Regions from separate parts of the Homo sapiens genome. Here regions 1 and 2 are each linked to region 3. A link is a loop called in an ENCODE intact Hi-C map of the cell type or tissue named here. Cell type or tissue: PC-3. All regions are shown on one strand. Region 1 overlaps VAV3 (vav guanine nucleotide exchange factor 3). Region 2 overlaps VAV3 (vav guanine nucleotide exchange factor 3). Region 3 overlaps VAV3 (vav guanine nucleotide exchange factor 3).

Evidence for each region. Peaks named below come from ENCODE experiments on the same cell type or tissue, not always from the same donor. Only the 100,000 strongest peaks of a DNase experiment are listed, where the experiment ranks them.
Region 1: a loop joins it to region 3, with 4 times the contacts of the local background. A loop is called at or near these places in 3 of 110 quality-filtered maps.
Region 2: a loop joins it to region 3, with 3.0 times the contacts of the local background. A loop is called at or near these places in 2 of 110 quality-filtered maps.

Annotation. Positions count from the first base shown.
Region 1 is chr1:107,589,946-107,597,945 of GRCh38, forward strand. VAV3 (vav guanine nucleotide exchange factor 3) reads right to left here. Exons shown (of 27, transcript NM_006113.5): 25 at 6,267-6,396. Among named protein-coding and RNA genes, the nearest start is that of MIR7852, 300 kb to the right of the region's middle. In PC-3, no CTCF peak of the experiment used is centred here; DNase peaks (open chromatin) are centred at 3,706, 4,186 and 4,796; H3K4me3 peaks cover 1,623 bases; H3K27ac peaks cover 2,486 bases.
Region 2 is chr1:107,644,222-107,652,221 of GRCh38, forward strand. The region is part of intron 19 of VAV3 (vav guanine nucleotide exchange factor 3); the gene reads right to left. Among named protein-coding and RNA genes, the nearest start is that of MIR7852, 250 kb to the right of the region's middle. In PC-3, no CTCF peak of the experiment used is centred here; a DNase peak (open chromatin) is centred at 4,030; H3K27ac peaks cover 1,194 bases.
Region 3 is chr1:107,746,949-107,754,948 of GRCh38, forward strand. VAV3 (vav guanine nucleotide exchange factor 3) reads right to left here. Exons shown (of 27, transcript NM_006113.5): 13 at 4,169-4,254; 14 at 2,514-2,646; 15 at 2,020-2,129. Among named protein-coding and RNA genes, the nearest start is that of MIR7852, 150 kb to the right of the region's middle. In PC-3, CTCF peaks have their summits at 1,834 and 3,630 (motif pointing left); a DNase peak (open chromatin) is centred at 3,603.

The sequences.
Region 1 (8,000 bases), 160 kb before region 3:
TTAAATAAATACGACACAAATTATCCAAGTTTCTGTTTCTACCCAAAATACTGACTAAAAATGAAGGATAAGCATGTTGTTGGATGGTGAATAGAATAATGGGGACAGTGGGTGACAGGAAAGAGACCACACCCAGGGAGAGACAGCCTAGGCTCTGTTCTGGCTTCTACTTCTTCCTGCAAGGTCAAACTTATGGCTCCAATGACAAAAGTAGCCTTTGTCAATCTTTGAAGAATTGCTACACTATTTGTCACCACACTGAAAGGAACATGCTGATCTACACTTTGTTTTCAAACTCACCCATATTCCCATGCTTTTCCAGTTTCAACTTAGCACTCTAATATCTGCTGTGTCTCCTGTGAACCTTAGACTCTGACTTCTCTTATTTAGCCCCTTCTGAGGCTATTTCATGCAAGGCATGTGCAAAAGTACAATTGAGAATGACAAGCAAAGGGTCCTGGCTTCTAGGGCTCCAGCAAACAATGCACCAGAAGAAATTAAGCCTATATACAAATGCCTATAATTCTCACATCACTATATTCTATGTGAACTATGAAATGGAGTATTAATGATTCATAAAATTCTACCTTCAATCCAGACCACTCTCCTCAGTGCCAGCTGCATCCTGAACCATTGAATATCCGCAGGTACCTAAACACTGTGCAAAACTGAATATATTCTCTTTTCTCTTAAATCTGTTCTATCTCTTCTGTTTCCTGGATTGTTAATGGTTTTATCACTTGCCAGTTGTCCAAAGCAAATACTTATGTACCATACTTGTACTAATTTGATTTCAAATCCTTTATCCAATCAACTCAACCTCTAAGATATACGCAAACCTGCCACTATCCTTCTCTGCTGTCACTATGCAACTCATGTTCAAAGCATGCTTATCCCTCTCACGGACATCTGCAATAGCCTCCTAACTCATCTTCCCTCTGTGCATGCCTCCCTCTAGGCCACTCCTCAGGAACAGTCAGTGGTCTTTTAAGACAATGTAAATTAGTTCATGCCATTTTCTGTCTGTAAAACTTCAATACTTTCCTAGTGCAAATATCAGAATCCACTTACTATACTCACAACACATTGGTCCTTTTTCAGTTCCTTAAAAATATGAAGTTCTCTAATGCTTATGAACCTTCACACAAACGACCTCTTTGCTATGCAGGTTCCCTATTGGCCACCACCCCACACCCTGTCAGCTCTTGTAGATCCTTTAAGTTTAGCCTGACTGTCACTTCTTCAAAAAGCCCTTCTCTGACCCTGAAGGCTAAATGGCCCTGCTCCCATTTCCTTGCACTTATGCTTCAGCTTCATAAGGATTATCAAAATTTGTGATTATTGAAGGTGTTTGTTTTTGTCTGTTCTTGTTCACCAGATTGTGTATCTTATTCACTATTATAATTCAAGTATCTAGCACAAGGCCTAGCACATACTAAGTACTGAAAATATTTTCAGGATAAAGGGATGAATGAATGAATGAATGAATAAATGAATGAATGAATGAATGAAGCAAATCCAATGAGGTCACAGGTAAGGAACGGATGGCTTCAAATATGATCTGTTCAGTACATGCTAGTGTTCCACACGTCCTGAAATCAATGGACCAGACGCTTCTATGTCTGAAGCAGGCAAAAGAAGGACACTGTCACTACCTCCCAATTCTTCAGATATAGCCAGCAAATGGGATCATCTCCACAACTGAAAACTTCTATTCTGAAATATTTCAGACTTAAAGTAGCAAGGAGAGCAAAAGGAATTCCCACATATTTTTCATTCAGACTCCCCAAATGTTAACATTTTATGATGTTTGCTTTATCAATCTATGTATTTTTCCTGAGCCACTTGAGAATAAATTGCAGACATAATGCCCCTTATTGCTAAATACTCAGCACACGTTCCTGAAAAACAAAGGTATTCTCTTCTCTTATATAACCACAGTACAATTATCAAAAGCAGAAAATTGCATTGATGCGGTACTATTTTTTAATCAAGAGAATTTATTCAAAATTTGCCAATTGTATCACATCTTTTATAGCAACATATATACACACATATTTTATAACATATACAAAATATGTTACTATACACACACACATATATATACATACGTGTGTGTGTGTGTGTGTGTGTATGTATCTTCCCAACCCCTGTTCTAGGATTCAATCCAAGACCACATGTTATATGTAGTTGTCACATCTCTTGGTCTCCTTTAATCTGAAACAGTTCCTCAGACTTTTTCTTTAATGACACTGAAGGTTTTAGAGTATAGACCAATTATTTTGCAGAATGTCTTTTAGTTTGGGATTGTCTGATGTTTCCTCATGATTAGATTCCACTTATGCTTTTTGGGGACAATAATACCACCAAAGTGTTGGTTTGTCCTGCTTGGAGCATTATATTAGGAGGTACATGATATTTATTTGTCCCATTATTAGGGATGTTAACTTCAATCACTTGGTTATTACTATTACCCTTTTGTAATTAATAAGTTCTTACAGAAGATACTTGGATATTATATAAATATAGTGATAGCCATTTAAAAAAATTACCCAACTCTACTCTGTGGCCCAACTAATTCTCTACAAATAAAAACTTGGCAAAATATTTAAGGTCTGCTTATGGGTCACAAAATAGCTAAACATACAACTTTTCCTAATGCACCAATCTGTTAACATTACCTTACCTGCTTCTCTCATGCAAACAAAGGAAAAAACCTAAGATGCTATTTTTAAAAGAACATTATAAAATCTCTAATTTCATTCCTCATTCATCAGATGAGAAAGCTAAGGTCCAGACAGGCTAAGTGACTCGCCTAAGGTCAGACAGCTACTCTGGCAGACCTCAAAATAATTATGTGTTCATTGTAGAGCAAGAAATGCAAAAGTCAATTTAATGCCCTTCAAATATACAAGCCCTACAGGTAAACCTAAAGCAATCTAAGGCAGGTTTGAGATGACCATTTTGGAAAATAATGGGATTTTTACAAAGATCCATAGAACATCTTTCATGGAGTCACTGAAGTTTCTAGAGGAAGCCCAAGAGCTCCCTGCTATGCCTGAGTTCTCTCTTTGTTCTTTTTCTTTCTCTCTTTTCTTCTCCCTTAGAAATGCTCTTAAGTCATTCCAAAGACAAAGATAAAATCCCATCACTCTGGGAGAGAGGCTGAGAGACAGCCTACAATGGGCCCCTAACTTTAAAATGTTATGCTCCTTGCCCAATACTTTGGACACTTGCTTAATTCTAATCAATATCTTTTTAGATGTTACTTTGAATTTGCATAAGATAGTCCTGTCATAATCTTATCACATTGTACATACTTGAAAAAATAATTGGTAAACATTCTACGAACATTCTAACCTAGAGTAGCCCAAAAGTAAGTGGCCACTACAGTGCCCTGGGGCTTTCTTTTCCAAGGTGACTAGATTATTTAAAAATAATAACAATAATAAACAGCAGGTTTCAGGAGTTGAAGTTCTATTCTCAACCTCTACTCAGAACACAGAATGGTTCCAAGCTTTACCTTGCCTGCTCTGTATCCTCCAAGGACTTTTAGAAGTAATGGAGATGCCATTTCTGTCCAACCCAGTATCCCAAGGTAATAATGCTTGGCAAATGTTATTTTTAGATGATAGCAGCATACCTAAAGCTATGAACCAAAGGTAAGCAATATGAAGACATCTTGCACAATCTTTCTATACAAACATGCAGCATTTCCTCCTTACCACTTCCTGGGATGTATAAAATGCATAAAAATAGAAGCAGTCTTTCTTTAAGGGTGAGCTTTTATCAAGACTTGGTATAAAAATAAGCAAGTTATATTTAAAAAATCATAAAGGCAAAGATGTACATTGCTATGAGTCATAATTAGTAAATGTATTCAAGCCTTAGAAATATAGGAAAGTACTGTGTTAGAATAAGAGTTAGAAGTAGCAGCAGTAGTAGAGGAAGTAGAAGTTGTAGAGTCAGCAGTAACTTTTACTGTTTACCATGTAAGAGCACTATGCTAAGTGCTTTATATAGAACACCTCATTTAGTCCTCAGAACCATCTTAGTCTTCCTCTAACTTTATACAAAGTTAGTATAAAGTAAATAAAACACTGGAATGGTATCACAAATTTGATCTAAGATTGTAATCCTTCTTTGCAGTAACGAATGACTAATCTTGGAGTGTTAACCACTGTGCAATCATTACCAACCTACACCCCTTCTCTCCTTTTGAGTTGCTTTACGAGGGAGATCTTACCTGACCACTCTATATAAAAATATGAAACTCCTCCAAACCAGACTTGCCTGAGTTTCCCCATTGAAATGTAAACTCCATAAAGGCAGGAACTTTGTCTTCTTAATTGCTATATCCCAGAACCAGAACAGTGCCTTGTATGTGTTAGGTGTTTAATATATATCTGTTTAACGAATGAATGAATAATTGATGAACAAAACCAAACGATAACAAATATAAAATTTTCAATGAATTGTTTGCTTTCCCTTCACAATTACAAAAAAAAAGTTTTAGTGGCTTGATTCAAGTTGTCAGAATCTCTTAAAAAGACTGGATAGGGAAGTTTGAACTCATGAGTTTATTTGCTGAAAAATTTATCTGGGGCTAGCATGGATATTCAAAGACATTCTACTGGCTATGCTTTTTTTTAAGAAAAAGTCCTGTAATTCCCTTCTTAGTTGTCAAACAAGTTGAGCATTAAATACTTCATTAAACATGAGACATAATTTTAAGTTAGACAACTTCATTCATTGCCGGGCTACATTCTCTGAGTACCTCCATGTACTAAACACTAAGGAATTGGCTGGGAGTGAACCACAGAGTGAAATATGAGGGTTAGTGACCTTCCTACCTAATATGGGACATCTGTTCTCCCTGTCTGCCCCACTTCTCCCTCCTAGGCTCTCTAGAGCTAAGTGAACAACTCAAACAGGATTTTTCATCTAACTGACCTCCCTGGCAACTTTTATTATCTCTTGCTGCTGGGAAGGCAAAGAAACAGAGCTTCGAAAATTACATGTTTCATGCTGGGGGAAATGTCATAGCTTCAACAGAGTTTTAAGATATTGGTAGGAAAATTGTTTTTTTGGAGAAAACTTCCATTTTTGAATGAGCAAAAATTATGCCTATTTGAGAATCTAAAATAATCAGGTAATCTTGGGCTAAAAAATAACACCATAAAATCTAATAGGTGTTTAAAGTTTTAACATAAAGTTCGCTCTACTTTCATTGCACGAGCTTAGGCATACATCATTGATCACTGTGAGGAAAACATATATTAAGTTACTTAAATAAAAAATATGTCAGTTGATGTGACAGATTGTTTGTTTACTTGAATTGAAATGTATAAAACTTCACTGATGTTGTTGAAACCCAGAGCATTACCTGTTCCCCTTTCAGTTTCTGCTTTCAAGGAAAAATATAAAGTTATATTAAACCGACGCAAATTCTGTTTTCAAATACCTCTAGATATCCCAGTGTTGCTTAGGCTAAAGATTCTAAGAGTAATGAAATTGTATTCACTTCTTCCCCAAAACACTTATTTAAAAAAAATAAAGTGATATCAGATTAAGAAAATAAAATCACACCTTCTTGATGACATTTTTCAATTTTTTTGTTACATGCTCTATCTCCAGGAAGATTATGTAACATTAAACGATGAGAGAAAAGGTTTTCGACTTAGACTCACAGTCCAACCATAACATGCTTTTGTTTGCATGCTAATCTTTTGTGATTAGTTGTAGCACACAGCTCATTCTGAAAGAAAGTGGCCAATGTATGGTTTTAGAAATACTAGCATCCAAAAAAACACATTAGTAATGTCAAAATTCTTAAAGTAGTCATTGAAATAGACCATAAGCAGATTTGAGATACTAGGCTAACTGGAGAGCTGTGTACCAGCCCTGCTTAAATACTATTACTCAAACAGAATTATGACCTCACACATTACATGTAAGTTAAAAAGAGTTTAGTTAATATAAAAGTCAATGAAAAGTATGAAATGTAAATATTAGCATATCTTTTACGTTTCTGCTGGATTTTTGGACATAAACATAATTTTTAATTTGCCATAAAGATCTATAATTAGACATGTTCACAAGCCTGTTGGTCCATCTGACTCTGCTTAACTCCAGAAAAGAAGTCCTTGCTCATGCATTAGCGCATCCATTGGTTATATTTTAAAATTTGGAAGGAAGATGTTTAATGTTATTGTGCCCCTAATTTTTAAGTGACAGCAAATTGTATTCTCAATTACAATACTTACAGCTGTTGCCTGCTCTATTACCCCTCTGTCCAGCTGAATGTTCTGGCTCCTTGTATGGAAACTGCAGAGTTGTATCTAAGGTTCTGAACCCTTCCTTGAGAGAATGATGCTTGTAGTACTCCACAAGTTCCTTTGGAAAAAAGAATCCAACATATTTTTGATAAGGATACTTTTGTTCTCAAACACATGAACTCCTGAGCACATAAATACAATAAGGATGACCAATTTAATGCTAAATTTTCCATAGGTATATGGAAGATTAAGCAAATGATAATCTCTCCCTGCTGTCTGGATGTACATGACACCTACCTAATAGCTGTCCTTGTTACTCAGGCCATTAATAATATGAGTTACCCCCTATTGTTATTCACAGATGGAGAACATCCTGTCTTCAGTCAGATGTAGCAAATGAAAAGAAACAATACTAAACCTCAGTTTCAGAGTAGTAATTATTGTTCTTATTTATGAAATACTTGCCTTTCTAAACCAAAATAAAAGGAACAGCTGCTTGCTGAATATACAGCAATTTCTACTTTCCTGCACTTATTTTCTTTCAAAATGGCAGAAAAACAAACTTATGCTTTTTCGTGGTAAACAAAAGTTGATAAAGCACAAATGGTACTTGAGACTGTTTTTAGTTTCTGATGAAGTATAGTACCTGTCATAGCTCCGCATATCTGCTACTCACAGAGGTCAATGTAATTCTTTCCAATTTTCTCTTATAAATAATTTGTCTTAAATACATCTAAACCTAATGTAATAACCACATGCCATCCTTCAGACTATCGTTTCAGAAAATTTCGCAGGTTGGTTTCATAGATTCTGCAGAAATCTGAATCTCTCTACTGTAAACTGAAACTGAATAATAATTCACAATAAAAATGTATCTTATCATCAAATGAGTCCTGTAGATATAAAATTTCTTATAAATATCTGAAATGAAAATAAACGAAAAATCACTTTTAACTTAATTATTCAATGTTTCTATTGGAGCGCCTTTTTAAAAATAAAAAATAAAAAAAAAAAAACAGAAAAAAAAACCACTTGTTTCTTCTAAAAATCCCACTGCCATCAACTTAATATCTCTGTTCAGTGGTTATGTTCAAAGTTCCCCAGACAAATCAATGAGTCCAAAAATCAGCTGAAAGAAGAAAAAGAGAATCATCAATGATTTATTATTTATGACAAAACTTGAGTATGTTGTGGAATGCACTGTACCAGGAGCTTCAGAGGTCACAGAGATTATAAAGATAAGCCTCCTGCCATTGAGGAATTCTCATCTTGGAAGGGAAAGTTCAAAGGCAGGAGAGAGAACTTTGTTTTGTGTATCCAATGGGAAGGGTGACAGAAAGTTTTGTAATACAAGTAGCTTGGCTTAAACTGAAGAACTAGTAAAATTACAATAGCCAGGAACCAGGGAAAGATCATTTTAGGTAGAGCAGGCAGGCTGGAAACAGACATAAAGGTGATAAACAAAGACCACCTTTCATAAGCTAAAAGCAGCATAGTTTGGCTAAAGCATTGGATAAGGGAAATGGCAATTTTTCAATCTCACCTATAAAATGGGGCTAATAAACCATTTCACAGATGATAACAAAGAATATATAAAGTACCTAATACATGTGAAAAACTGTAACAGCTACCCCATTATCCCATGTGCCAGGCCCTTTACATGGCTCCTTATAACTTTCACTCAAGAACATTATGAAATGGGCCTTATTCCCATTGAAGCTC
Region 2 (8,000 bases), 100 kb before region 3:
TACTGCTAATTTAAAATGAAACCTAAATATCCCATACACAAGTGATTAAGAACTCCAACAGGTGGAAGAGGATGTAATATAAAGTGGAATAATTTTTTAAATGGAGTCTGGTTTGCATGATAGTTAACTCCGTGTTTAAGGGAGAGAATTGCAGTTCACCTCCTTTTTATTGAGCATACCTAGGGCAAGGAAAGCATCTTGTTTGGTAGACTCCCTGGGTAATTTTGTTTTTCTGACAGTTTTAAATATAGGCGGAAGTCAAGAAAGAAGATCTTTTAAACCTCAAAGAGCTGATGTGGTCTCAAATACTGGGGCCAGTTCTGAGCCGTGGACTTCACTGCAGTTTTCTGTTGCCAAGAGCCACAGGGATAAAAAGGGAGCAGCGTCATGTGACAAATGATGGAAAGAGCTGTTTCTTTATTGCCAACATGCCCAAGTCAATCATTCTTAAGAAGAAACAACTGAAAATTCACAGAGTGTTTAGGAAAAAATTAACTTTGATGACATTTCACCACCCAAATATATATTAGGGATTAAAATACAGAAATGCCCAGGCTCCATAAGAGGCTGTAAGGTGTTAGGGATGGAGCAATGCTGCCTCATATGTCTTTCTGTAGATGGACTGGAATGCCCACCACATGCCCATAACATGTAAAATTATATTTAACATTACAAAGGGTACATACTAGTGTATACACTAGTATGTATACACTAGTATACTCTGTATACTCGAGTATACAGAGTATACACTAGTATACTCTGGTCAAGTAATAGGACTTAGCTATTCTAGCTTTTCTAGTCCCACTTATTCCTAAGTTTTTTATTTACTCTATCTTTTCTGGTATTGCTTTCTTCTTGGTTATGAGCTTCATTTAAGAAGTTCACCTAGTAGCACACTACTATAGGTATGTTGCTGACCTCTTCCCCAAAGCAAAAATGTGTAACCCTTGCCAAGAATTATGCTTAAGCCCAGGAAATAGCCACTAGGACATTGTCATTAACCTCTATTCAGCCATAATCAACTTACAAAGTATAGTGTTTCTTCAACTCATATGGTTTTTTGTGGAATGGGTTGTGAGTTTATGATATAATGGAATGTATTTTTTTTTTTTTTGGTCATTTGTTAGGGTTATCTTTGGCAATTTATTTCTTACTGTCAGCACTTCCAATTTCAGCATGATCTGTTGTCAGGGGTACAGAGATCAAAGGATAAAAGGAATGAAACAAGGGCACAGCGATATAATGAATTCTGACAACTTGCTCTTTGCTTCTGATTTTAGCATATAGTAGGTGTTCTACAATACAGGTGGGATAAATGGTTGCTATCCAAAATGCCCTTTAATATCTTTCCACTTATGAAAAAGGCACCATTACATTGCTAAGAATGTGAACACACTCACATTAACTGGAAGACAAAAAATTGCGATTAAGAGGAAATGGGTTAAACCTGACGTCAGCATTCAATCATCAATAAAATTCTTAACACAATCTACTGCCACAGAAGGCATCACACTTCACAAATGAGATCAAGAACGGAGAATAAATTAGATTTACAGATGTTCATATTTCGAACAGTCATTTAGTATTAATTTAATATAGGTTTTCTTCTCCCCTTAGAAAATATGCCTCTGATAGGTTTTTAACCTCTGTTTAAAAATGTCCAGGGCAGAACATTCACCACACATCCCCATGACAACTCAGTCATTGTTGCAGAGTTTATTAATAAGGTCTTCTTGAAACTTACTTAAAAATCTCTACGTAACTTCTCTCCATTGACCTACTGCCTTCCATCTGGAATTATGCTGAAGATGGCAAATCTCCTTTTCATAGATTAGTCTTTCAAAATTTGTTCAGGCTTAAAATCACCAGTTCCTTAAAAAACTCCATATTTTCCCTTGGCTACCATACTTCAAAGGATGCTGAGGTGCAAAGTAGCGTAAACTACAAAACTTGAACTCTAAGTTTCCTCACTGGCAGTGATTAATTGGAAACAGACAGTCATATTCCTTAAAAAATGACAAGAAATACACATTTCATTATATTATAAACTCACAACTAATCTCAGAAAGTTGCTTCTCTCTTCTTGGGAAAATACAGACCCAACAATTGTTTAGTTTCTCTCCACTCCAGAATTTATTTACAACAGATGTGTTAGCTGAGTTACAGTGTTGCTCACCCAAATATGAATATTTATATTGCAACTACCTTCAGACATTAAATGCAAAATAATCACATGTACTTTCACCATATGTATTTGGGCAATCTTAGAAGTTCCTAAAACTTTTATATAATCAATTATAATTATCCAAGAGAATATGATTAAAATACTAAGCCAAAATTAGATCTCCTGCCAGATGTTTAATTATTTTACCTTGTTTTATCCCCTACAACAAAAGCTTTGTTGTACAGCTAACTATGCCCTTAATATATAACTTGACAATTTTGCTCATTAACTTTTGCTCACATTAGTAATTGTGCTTGGTCTTACATCAGACAAAATGCCCAAGTCAAACTTATGCAGGAGGAATTAACAAACAAATTAGCAATATTAAAAGGATAGTTACACTCTACTAATAGTCGTGTGTTTCTGGTTAAATAAAACTAAAGCTACATGTAGGTATGCAGAATGCTGGAGTTTCCCAAAACAATACAGAAGTGTTTTTAAAAGGGGGACCTGAAACAAAATTTCCTTTCAAATCTGAATTTAGTACCGCTAAGAGTGACACACTCCAAATGACACATGTGCTTTTTTTAAAAGTTAATTCTAAGTAGAACCCTATTAGAAAATTTTCTAGATATAAATTGTTTCACTGATAATTTTCACATAAACTTTCAAACTTCAATGAACTGAACAGCTAATTATAGGAGCATCAACCACTGTGTCTTCCAAGCAGGGCAAGAAGAGCGATTGCTACAACATAGATTAGTATCTATTCATGATGCTGTTATCACTGCCCTAATGCAATGGGCTTCCCCGAGGCAATAACTTAGAGGAGAGTACTGCCTACTAGATAAATGGGCTGTAGGTAATATGCTAGCCTTTCACCTCTGAGGCCCAATTTAAAATCTAAACACAGCCACATTAAAAAATAATTAGTTTTACAAGATATCAGAACATGTAGATGTTTTATCCTGGGAAACTGATCACAAGCATAACATATTAATTCATTCATCAAATGTGACTTCAGCATTCCATAAGTGCTGGGCATGGCAGTTTCAGAAGAAAGCAAGGGAAAGTATCCTGCCTTCAAACAGCCTATAGTCAGTCCATGGAATAGACAGACAGGTGAACTCTGAGATAACAATACAACTGGGCATGGACCTCCATCCAGAGGGAACTTTAAAACAAATAAATGTTCATATCTATAAAAATTTTCAGAAATTTTCCTTTCATAATTCTTGGGTAGGACCCTAAAACATGTACATTATTTTTTCTATAAATTTCCTAGGTGTGACATCCAAACTCTAGCCAAGTTTGGGAATCACATTCTTGTGGGTACATGTGCAAAACACCATGACCAACACCTACCACTGCCAAATTTGCTTTTGAGAAAATTACAGTGAAATAAGTGCTGCCTGTCATCCTCCCAACTAAAAAACCCTTTATAAATTAACATCTGGACCTTTCCTGATACAAGTTCACAATCTAAGAATCAGGTCCTAAGAATCAGGTTGAGCCTGGGATGCTAGGTGCTGGGATTCCCCTGACATCACAGCTTATAGGGCTCTTTCTAAGAAAGCATGACTTTTTCATTGATCTGCTGGTCTTCAGAGAGGAGTAAAAGGAACCACGGCATAGAATTTTGGTGGAAAAATTCCATGCTACAACAGAAGCAGGCAATTTGGTGGAAAACAAACTGGTCTAAAGAACTGACTGTTCACAAAGGGAACACTCCCCATCAATAATTTTTAAAATTTTCACCAGAGAAGCCTACATTATTTTTATAAACAATGATGACTCAAATAATGGAAATAGCACTGTCACAGCTCATATAAAAACAAGGATGAGGCAGAGATGCCTTCCTTCAACTTCATAACCACTGACTAGTCACTCTTTGGCACTGTCTACTGGAGTATTAGTGAATCATGAATCAAGGATGAAAGATATGATAATGTCTTTGGAAGTTTTTTTCACCTTTATTAAAAAGGTGTTTATAGGCTACCAAATATAAAATAACTATAAAATTTCATGTGTTACTTGAAAATCCATGCAAATTTAACATTCTGTTCTGTTATACATGTACATTTTATTGGAAAAAATGTTTCCCTAAAATATTTAAGGTCAAAGCTTCAGGAGAAAATGCCATGTACTTGGCAGACCCCTGGCAAACAGCTATTCCCAGGGATGTAAGGAATCCAGTTTCAGAAGCATAGCCCTGAGCTATCTTATCATCTTCTTTAAAGATAGAAAAAGAACACAATTACACAATTTTACAGAGTATTGTCACCTAGTCTAACCACCTTATTTGTCACATTATAAAACTAAATACTAAAATAAATTGTCTAAAGTCAACAGCTAATCAGAAGCAAAAATGGAACAAAAATCCAATTTATAGACTCTTAGTTCAGGCTTCCCTACTTCAGGTTGGTCATTCTATGCAACCTACAGGGAATGAGACTGGTAGAAAAGAGGCCACTTGACATGGCTGATGTATGTTTCAGGATGATCTGAGTACCCGCCACATGTCTGGTGTTATCTTGGGAAGCAGGAAAGGAGGAGGTAGAACTTTTCTTCAAGTGGTGAACAACTGAGAGCTCACCAATACTAGGCAAATTCCAGGAGGAAGGTAATAACTCCCAGTAATATATTCTAAAAACAGCCTCAAAAGCCCTCAAAAAACAAACAAACAAAAAAAAAGCAAGCACTGTATTGGACAATCTGTAGAACTCTTAGAGCCTGACACGTCTGTATGCAGCTCTGTGGACGTGTGAGTTAGCAGCCACAGGGAGTTCTTTCTACATAAGGTTATTATCACCTAAACCACATTATTCTGCTCATCTGACTACACCCAAGTAATTCAGGGCTGGTGATTAACTTAACTCAAAGACTGCAATAAATAGGCTTAACATGTGAGACACCAGCGGCTGAAGAGGAGGCCAAGAGAGACAGTCTAAAGGAGCAGCACTCATTGAAGAATATTTGCTCTTACAGAACATGGAAGCAGGAGGCAGATATCTAAGTCAGCAAAGAACAATTTCTGACTTCTGTAAACAAAAGATGACTGAGATCACTAGTTTATAAAATGGTTGGTCCAGAAAGATTCCCTTAAAGCCTCCTGTACTCTTCCCTTCTTCTAAGGCACTGAGGTCCAGAGTGATTATTGAGATGATCCCCTTGGCTTTTTTTTTGTTGTTGTTAACCTCCTACCATAAACACCCAGCTCCCAGAGCAACTGAGCATGTTTTCTTTCTCGCAACCAAAATGAACCATTATCAGTCCACTCATAAAGGATATCTAAAGGAGAAGATAACAGCGTAAAAGTAAAAATGATTAAGGGCACTTTGCAAGAACCTAATTTTCCTTCTTTGTTCTATGGGTTCATTCACTTATTCAGCAAATATTTACAGATCATTCATGCATTGATATTGGCTTTGCACTGTGAATGCTACCATAAATAAGACTGACTACATCCCTCCCTCATAAAGCTCATATTTTAGTGGAGGAGACAAACACAAAAGCAAGTGAATCAATGTAATAATACCAGATAAAAGTATCATAAAGAACCACTTAGAAAGAGATTCTGGATTAGAGAGTGACAGGGGTGTGTGTGGAGTGGGGGATGCTTTATTTAAGGGTAGGCCATCAGGTCAGGGTTAAGACCTGAGGAGAAGACAGTAGGCATTTGGGAGGAAAAATGTAACAGGCAAACTGAGCCATATGCGTGAATGCTCTGAAACTGGAAAGAACTTGAAAGTACTTGAGGGACAGAAAAAAGGTCAGTGACACTGCATGAAAGCAATGGATAAAATTTAAACTTGATAATAGGCAGTCTTGAGGGTCTGGCCCATTTTATTACTCCTTTCCTACACTCATTCTGTGAATTACTTGAAATTTATTGAACAGGTCAAGTTCTCATTAACATACTTTACCTTCTTCCTGGCATATACTTACTGATGTCTGAATATTCAGCTCATCCACCAACCCAAGGGAAAAAATAATCTGAACTACTATTCTCACTCCTTAAAACTCATATATAATTTCTACTAATAAACCCATTGCTATAGACTAAATGTTTATGTACCCCCAAATACATATGTTGACACGTAATTCCCAACATGATGGTATTAGGAGGTGGAGCCTTTTTTTTTAAATTTTTATTTTATTATTTATTTATTTATTTATTATTATTATTATACTTTAAGTTTTAGGGCACATGTGCACAATGTGCAGGTTAGTTACATATGTATACATGTGCCATGCTGGTGTGCTGCACCCATTAACTCATCATTTAGCATTAGGTATATCTTCTAATGCTATCCCTCCCCCCCCTCCCCCCACCCCACAACAGTCCCAGAGTGTGATGTTCCCCTTCCTGTGTCCATGTGTTCTCATTGTTCAATTCCCATCTATGAGTGAGAACATGCGGTGTTTGGTTTTTTGTCCTGGCGATAGTTTACTGAGAATGATGATTTCCAATCACAATAGCAAAGACTTGGAACCAACCCAAATGTCCAACAATGATAGACTGGATTAAGAAAATGTGGCACATATACACCATGGAATACTATGCAGCCATAAAAATGATGAGTTCATGTCCTTTGTAGGGACATGAATGAAAGAGGTGGAGCCTTTGAGAGGCAATTAGGCCACAAGGGTGGAGCCCCATGTGCAGAATTCCTGCCCTTGTAAAAGAGGCCCTAGAGAGCTCCCTCACCCCATCTACCACGTGAGAACACTGAGAAGACAGCCATCTGTAATGGCCCTTGCCAGACACTGAATCTACTGGCACCTTGATTGTAGATTTCTTAGACTCCAGAACTGTCAGCTGTCATTTATAAACCACAGAGTCTATGGTATTTTGTTGGAGCAGCCTAAACAGACTAAAACACCTACCAACATTCCCTTAAGTGCATTTTAAGTGCCTTAAACATACACTCCTTTAGATACTCAATCTTCTTGCTTCAGTACCACTCAATACACCAACAGTATTTATTTAGTATAAAGTGTAGGTACCAGACTATAGCACCTTTTTTTTGTGTCTTCGTACAGAGTTTATATCTACTAGACTGTGACCAAACACCATGGTGCCATAGGTTGTGCTCTTTATCTCAATTATTTATTTATTTTTTTTCAAAAAGGAAGGAAGAAACAAAGTAAGGAAGGGAGGGAGGGAGGGAGGGAGGGACCCTTTCTCTCCCAAAGGCCACCCTTCCAAATATGCATGTGCACACACATGCACATATACTTGATTATATCTCTAAAATTTCTCTCTAATCAAACCATTTCTTGCCACCTTCATTTCTACCTCCCAGTTCAAGCACTGTCTTTCTAATTGGCTTTTCCTCATTCAATCTTATAATGTTTGACCATCCTACACACAGCAGCCTGATTAAAAAAATAATAAATTATATAATAAGTTTCCTATTAAAAACTTGCTCACTGCACTTAAAATTAAATTTGAACTCCTGGTCACTGCATACAAGACCCTATATATTTTCTGGCACCTGATAACTCTCCAGTTTCATCTTGTTCCAGCCTCACACTTGCTCACTCTTTTTAGTCATGCTTTCTTAGGGTTCCTTAAATACCTGGAGCAAGTAGGTCTGTCACAGACGAGTGAACCAGAGCAACGCCATCTTGAATAGGAGCTGGGTAAAATAAGGCTGACACCTAGTGGGCTGCACTCCCAGACGGTTAAGGCATTCTAAGTCACAGGATACGCTAGGAGGTCAGCACAAGATACAGGTCATAAAGACCTTGCTGATAAAACAGATTGCAGTAAAGAAGCCGGCTAAATCTCACCAAAACCAAGATGGCCACGGGAGTGACCTCTCCTAGT
Region 3 (8,000 bases):
AGCTCACTGCAACCTCCGCCTCTCAGGTTCAAACAATTCTCCTGCTTCAGTCTTGCGAGTAGCTGGGACGACAGGCATGTGCCACCACACCCGGCTAATTTTTGTATTTCTAGTAGAGATGGGGTATCACTATGTTGGCCAGGCTGATCTCGAACTCCTGACCTCAGGTGAATTGCCCACCTCAGCCTCCCAAAGTGCTGGGATTACAGGCATGAACCATCACACCTGGCCATCAAGTCTCTCATATCCACAAATTAACTGTTTGTTTTATGGCAACTGAACAAAATAGTAACTGACATGCCTGTCATACAGTCCAAGGAACCTGCCTGCTCTAGGACATGAAATTCAATTTCCTTCTCTGCAGACATTCCTTCACTCATCTGAAGATTATATAGCCAAACGAAACCCATAAAAAAAAAAGCCTAGCATATAAGAGCAAAGGCTCGAGATCAGCTCTGTCTTTGCATATTACCACTAACCCAATCATCCTATCACTCCAATTCAAATTGTTTAACTCCAAGTGACTTCCTAAAAAGAAAAAATAGTATACTAGAATATGTTATGTAGTTTTATAAGTCTTGTAAGTATACTAGAATCCCAAATGCAATTATTATTAATAATAATAGCAATAATAATAGGTATCACCTATTGTTCAATATCACATAGCTGTAGCTGCTATTGTACTATTTGGCTAGCTCTCTGCTGATACATATTACCTAGAATTTGAAATAAATATCATTCCTATTTTACAGATGAGGAAACTGAGGCTGTGAGAGGTTAAATAACTTAGCTTTCATTATGCAGCCAGTTCATGGCAGTGATAATAGATGAACCCAGAATTGACTATAAGCTTAAATATTTTGGCTATATAATCCTGTCTTCAAAATATTAGATAAAATAATCCTGAGAATCTTTATTTTCCTAATTTCAGAACCACAATAAAACATCCTACTCCCACCTCTAGTTTACATTAACACGAGCATTTCTTAAAACAAGGAAAAAAAATTGATAGAATTTGTCAACAACTGGTAAATAATCTTTATAAGCGTAAATAGTTTGGCTATAGAATCCTGTCTCTTAAAATGTTAGATAAAATAACCTTGAGAATCTTTATTTTCCTAATTTCAGAACCACAATAAAACATCCTATTCCTACCTCTAGTTTACATTAACATGAGCATTTCTTAAAACAAAGAAAAAAAACTGACAGAATTTGTCAACAAATGGTATATAATCTTAGAACCCAAATGAAACAAATTCCAAATGTAGTTTTCCTTAATTTCCCCTTTTGCTAACAGTTTTATTTCAGGGTATCCTATATATTTCTACAAAAAGGGTCATTGTGTACCTTTCAATCCTTAAACATCAAAACTAAAAAGAAACACCTATAATGACCTGTTCTTGGTTATTACGTCTCAGAATGCCATTCCTTTTGAAACAGGGTTGATTTATTTTCTACCTCTTTGTTGAGCTTCCTCCTCAGTGGAACTAAAAGCCACTTAAAGAAATCAAGCCCTTAAAGCATTCCTTAAATACACGAAGCATTTTAGCCAAGATTCAAATAAGCGAGTTAAAACAGAATAATTCAATCTTTCTATTAAAAATAAGATATATGCATTTACATATCTGTTTGTGTATGTACACTTGGAGGCATTTCTATTTAAAGGTATATAATTTAAAAATATAGTTATTACATAAAAAGTTTATCATTAGAATAATTAATATTTTCTTGGGCTGCTGAGAGCTAAAGAACTAAAACATGCCTATAAGAAAGTCAAACAGAAGATTAGAGCTCCCTCTTTCTTCTTTTTGAAGGAATTCAACAAAACTCCTCTCCTAGGAGACCAAAGTTATCAAGCAGCCAGCAGCCTAGTAGCACTCCTGCTCACAGCAAAAACATTCCCGTCGCTGTACACATTATACATGCTACAAGCATTAGAGTACACTTATTGGTTGTTCATTATTCATAAGTGATTTAACTAGTAAAAATAAAAGCACTTTTAAAAATAGAAATACTCACAAAGCCATTTCAAACTGTTCTAGCCATTTCTTCTTTAAATCTTTTGTTTTGCAATAAAATTCTAACCCATTTTGTCCTTGGGTATGGATGAGGTAGAAGCCATAAGACCACTGTTAAAATTAATATTCCTTAGATTAATATGTATCATTAATAACATGTTTCTAAATTCACAAGAATACCACAACTATCCAAAAACTCCTCACAATATTATCAATGTACAAACTGAACAATCAAGCTTATTGTAGTCAACTTCATATCTATAACAATTTCTATGCCAAATGCGTTTTATTATCTGGATCATTAGGGCATTAGAAATGATCAGATCTGGCTGTGGCATTATCCAGTTATTTCTCACAAAGTTATGTACCTAATCAATCTCTAGAAACAAAAACATCTGGATTGATAAGCCATATCTCACATTAATGTATTATCATACTTTTCCTTAATGTTCAAGATTATAAGTAAATTACAGTTATTAGTTTCCAAAAAGTCACCTTTTTGTTTTCTTTATCGGTTGTAGGATTATTGGCTATCTTGTACTGCTGAAGATCTATTATTTCCTTCATTTCATAGTTATCACCTTTTCTCTTACATACGATCACTGCCAAATCAAATAAGAAGATATGCCTGGGAAAAAGAGATTGATTGATTGATTTTAAATGGTTTAGAAACATGGGTTATTAATTTTTTTGGGTATAAAGCAACCAAATGTTTTTTTCTTTGCATTAAAGACAACAGGTAGTATCATACACTGAAAACAACGGGGTATTTGAGGTTATAAGAACTGTGTGTGGAATTTCCCTTTACCTTGTAAATGGCCTCAGTGTGCTTTGGTTCCCTCATTTTAAAAATGGGCAAAAATCATAGTAAGAGTAAAATGCACACTGCAGAGTTGTTGAAAGGGCCAAGTGAGATAAGCCATAAAGTTTGTTCATGAGCAATTATCTTTTTTAATTTAAAAGCTAAAAACCTATAGAATAATATTAATGACATCCGTAGCAGCTTCTACTGAAGTTACTAGGAATCAGCCAGAATGCCTTGAGAAGTGTTCATCCCTTTCACAAACATGACTCAATTTAAATCCCCAAGACCACATGCTGGGAAGGTATCATTGCCATCTTCATTTTATTGAGGAGGAAACTGAGGCTTAGAGAAGTTAGATAATTTGCTCAAGATCACACTGCTAGTGAGGCATGTAACAGGATTCACAAACAGGTCTAATTTTGGAAACTGTGCTTTTACCCTCTATATTGTTCCTCATGATTTAATTGGCCACCTAAAAACCCAAACTGAATGGTATATGAGCCAAGTGTAAACTGAAAACGTTATGGTGAAATTTCCATGTTAATATTTCTTTTTTCTTATTAAGAACAACGTAACTTGGGGGAGAAAATAAACCTTATAACCACATCATCCAATACCAATACTTGTGTATTTTTATAAACTCTCAGTGATTAACACACATTTTTTTTATACACAATGATAATGACACATTCACAGGGCTGTAACACTTGCATCACTTTTAACGTCTATTTCTCCCAGAGAGGTTTAAAGGACCTATGGAGCCAGGGTTATCGAGGAAGAAGCAAGAGCTGATGCTGCCCCCTACTGGCTTTCGCTTCTCCAAAGATTCCAGAAAACAATCATTGTCAACCACAAAAACCTCTGTTTGATGATTACATATATACATAATTAAGGACTCCGGGCCAAGCTTACTAATCTTCAAGAACTACATCTGCAAATTTCCCTCAAGAAAATATTACTACGTGATTCTCACTTAATCTTCTTTCTTAGGGCATTTTTCTATTATTTTTGGTTATTTAAAAATATATTCCAAAAATTCAATTATGTTTTTATGGTAGTTATCTGTTCTTACTTTATCGCTCTTCTCATTTTAATGTATCCTAGCTGATCATCTATACTTGTTACTTCCTTCTTAATAACTTAGACAAACTAATAGATACCAGAACCCAGGTGGGAATACCTAAGATAATCTAGATTTAAAAAATTTAGAAATCATGGGTTGGTCTGTCTCCTTGTATTTCTTCCTTTTTTCCCCCTACTTCACACTGGAAAAATTGTCTTTAAGGTTTTCTCAGTTTTCTGACACTAATTACTTATTTTGAAAATAGTATTCTTCTTTTCTTACCTTTCTTGTTTGGTATGCTTGTCTAGAGTGGTTATTCGAATTTCACCATCTCCCTGAGGTCGTCCAAAAAGCAAAACTGGTTGGTTCTAAAATATAAAATGCACATGTCAGAGTTTTTCATAATCACATGAAAATAAAAACAAATATTAGTAGAGATATTTACTCAAGACAACTACCTTATTACATTAAAATGTTACCATTTTTTATACTTTTAAAGCATACTTACTCTAAAAAGCTCAGGTCTACATGACAAATAAGTCTGTCCTCTGTAATCCCAGGGGGTATGTCAAGGACATCAATTGATTTTAATTAGTATATATTCTTAAAGGGGAAATTAGCTATGAAAAGAAAGACTCAACCGGAAGGGTCCAAATTACGAGACGGTTCGGCAATTAATATTTTTTGAGCATCTACTACGTGCCAACCACCATAACAGGTGTACGGCAAAATGATACAGACACTGCCCTCATGAAGCACACTGCGCAGTGGAGGAACAAATATTCACAGAAGCATGCAATTACAAACGCACAATTGCCATGAAGGAGTACAGAAAGGGGCGGGGGGGCGCGCGCTAATTTGGTCTATAAAGTCCAGGCTGGCTTTCTTGAGCTAGGACCTCAAGGACGAAAAGCTCTGAGTTAATTATTTAAAATAATGAGCTATTTTCCCAGAGGCTGATAACTAAATTATTTTTAAGTGTTTATGAACACTTACTGTACACGCTAGAGGAAAAAAGAATTGACTGAAAATCACTAACGTTCAGAAATTCCATTTTAATAAAGGGCAGAGATGTGTGATTAACACTATAAATATAAAAATAAATGTATCTTATCAAAATCCCAGTGATGTTTTCTGCACAAATAGAAAATTCCATTCTAAAATTCTTATGGAATCTCAAGGGATTCTGAATAGTCAAAACAATCTTGAAAAGGAACAAAGCTGGAAGTCTCATACTTACTGACTTGTTTCCAAAACTTATTGCAAAGCCACAATAATCAAAATCATGCGGCACTGGCATACAAACAGGTATATAGACCAACAGAATAGTAGAGAGCCCAGAAATAAGTCCTCACATATATGGTCAAATGATTTCCAACAAGGTTAACACCATTAAATAGGGAAAGAATAGCCTTTTCAACAAATGGTGCTGGGAAAACTGGATATCCACATGTAAAAGAATAAAGGTAGACCCTTCATTACCTTACACCATAAATAAAGAATAACTAAAAATGTTTCAAATACCCAAACATAACAGTTAAAACTATAAAACTTTTACAAGAAAATGGGGAAAAACTTTATGACAATAGATTCAGCAATTATTTCTTCGAGATTGATAAATGGGACTTTGTCAAAATTAAAAACTTTTGTGCCTCACAGACAATATCAACAGAGTGAAAAGCCAACAGACACAAGAAAAGTATTTGCAAACCATATGTCTTATAAGGGATTGATATCTGGGATACAAATAAAGAGCTTCTACAACACAAAGACAAAAAACAACTTGATTCAAAAATGGGCAAAGCATTTGAATAGGCATTTTTCCAAAGAGAATATACAAATGGCCAGCAAACACACAAAGACAATATTCAACATCATTAGTCATTAAGAAAATGCAAATCAAACCCACGATGAGATATTGCTTTAAAACCATTAAGATGGCTGTTACCCAAACAAACCGAATAGTGAGTGTTGGTAAGGATGTGGAAAAACTGAAACCCTTGTGCATTGGTAGTAGGAAAGTTAAGTGGGGCAGCTGCTGTGGAAAATGGTATAGCAATTCTTCAATAAATTAACATAATGACCATACAACCCAGAATTCCACTTCCAAGTATATAACTAAAAGAAGTGAAAGCAGGCACTTGAATAGATATTGGTACACCTGTGACAATAATAATATAACAGTATTATTCACAATAGCTGAAAGAAGGAAGCAACCCAAATGTTCATCAATGAAAAACAGTGAGGTATTTATATAAAATGATGTATTATTCAGCTTTAAACAAATGGAAATCAAAAAAATAAAATGTTGACACATGACTACTACAAGGATGAACTTTGAAGACATTATGCTAAGTAAAAAAAGCCAGTCATGAAATGGCAAATATTGTATGATTTCACTTATATAAGGTGCCCAGAGTAGTTAAGCTTACAGAGATAGAAAGTAGATTGGTAGTTTCCAGGGGCCAGGGAAAGAGAAGAATGGGAAGTTCATGTTTAATGAGTACAGAGTTTCAGTTTTGCAAGATGAAGTTTTGGAGACGGTCACACAACATCATGAATGCACTTCTAATTTGAAAATAATTAGAATGGCAAATTAATGCTATATATATTTATAGCATTAATGTGTGTGTGTATGTATGTGTGTGTGTATATATATACACACATATATATACACACATATATATATATACGTATATATATATATATATATATACACACACACACTTTTTTTTTTGAGACAGAGTCAGAGTCTCGCTCTGTTGCCTAGGCTGCAGTGCAGTGGCATGATCTCGGTTCACTGCAGCCTCCGCCTCCTGGGTTCAAGCAATTCTCCTGCCTCAGCCTCCCCAGTAGCTGGGACTACAGGCACGTGCCACCATGCCTGGCTAGTTTTTGTATTTTTAGTAGACACGGGGTTTCACCATGTTGGTCAGTCTGGTCTTAAACTCCTGACCTCAGGTGATCTGCCCGCCTCGGCCTCCCAAAGTGCTGGGATTACATGTGTGAGCCACCACACCCGGCCAATGCTATATATATTTTACCACAATTTTTTAAAGGCTACACAGCTGTCCAAGAAATATGCTATGGAATTCTAAAGAGGAAAAATAATAGGAGATTAGGAAAAGGGATTTATTTTAGATGCACCTTGAATAAATTTGATAGGGAATAGGAAAAAAACATTCTAGGCTCTGAGATTACAATTGAAGGCAGAACTGTAGAAACGTATGTCAAATTGGAGACCTTGTAATACAGCAAAATATCCACAATGTAAAGTTTACGGGCAGTTATTAGCTGGAGGGGTTCAGGAAAATAGCTTAAGTCCAGATCACTGAGGACCTTAAATATCATGCCAAGGAATATTGACTGAATCTTGAAGACAACAACAAAAAAATCTTGACAAATTTGAGAAAGAGAGTAAATTGAGAAATCCACATTTTGGAAATGCAACTATATGAAGAGATGATGAGAGGCTACTGTGACTGGAAAACTGGCAGATGATGGTGTCCTGAAATGGGTATGTGGCTGCATGTGTGAAAAGAAAGAGACAGGTTCACAATGTTTCAGAGAAAGCAGCGATGAAACTGCTCTACCAAAAATGTATCTTAAATTCACTCATCTCTATTTGCACTGCCCACAGATTAATCCAGGGCTGCATCCTCTCTTGAAACCACTTCAACAGCTTGCTGGCTGGGCTGCCTGCTCACAGGGTCTTCTTGAAATGTCAATCAGTCTGTTGTAATACTCCCTGATAGAAACCTTTTAATAGCTTCCCACTGCAGTCACAATAAAATCCCAATTCAGCATATTGGCCTACAAGGCTGTGTTATGTAATTGCCCTGCCCATTCCTCATGGCTCAGAGCCCACCATCCTTCCCTTCACTCTCCATTTCCAGCCACTCTTACCTTTCAGCTTCTTGAATACACCTGGTTCTTGCCCAACTCTGAGCATTTCACCTGCTACGGCTTCTGCCTGGGTCACTTTCCCCTAGATCTTCGTGTGGCTGGCTGCTTCTTATCTGCTAGGTCTCAGTTCAAATGACTTAAAAGGACTTTTTCCAACCAACTTATCTAAACTAGGACTCCCCTTGTAATCCTCAGTTATAGCAGCCAG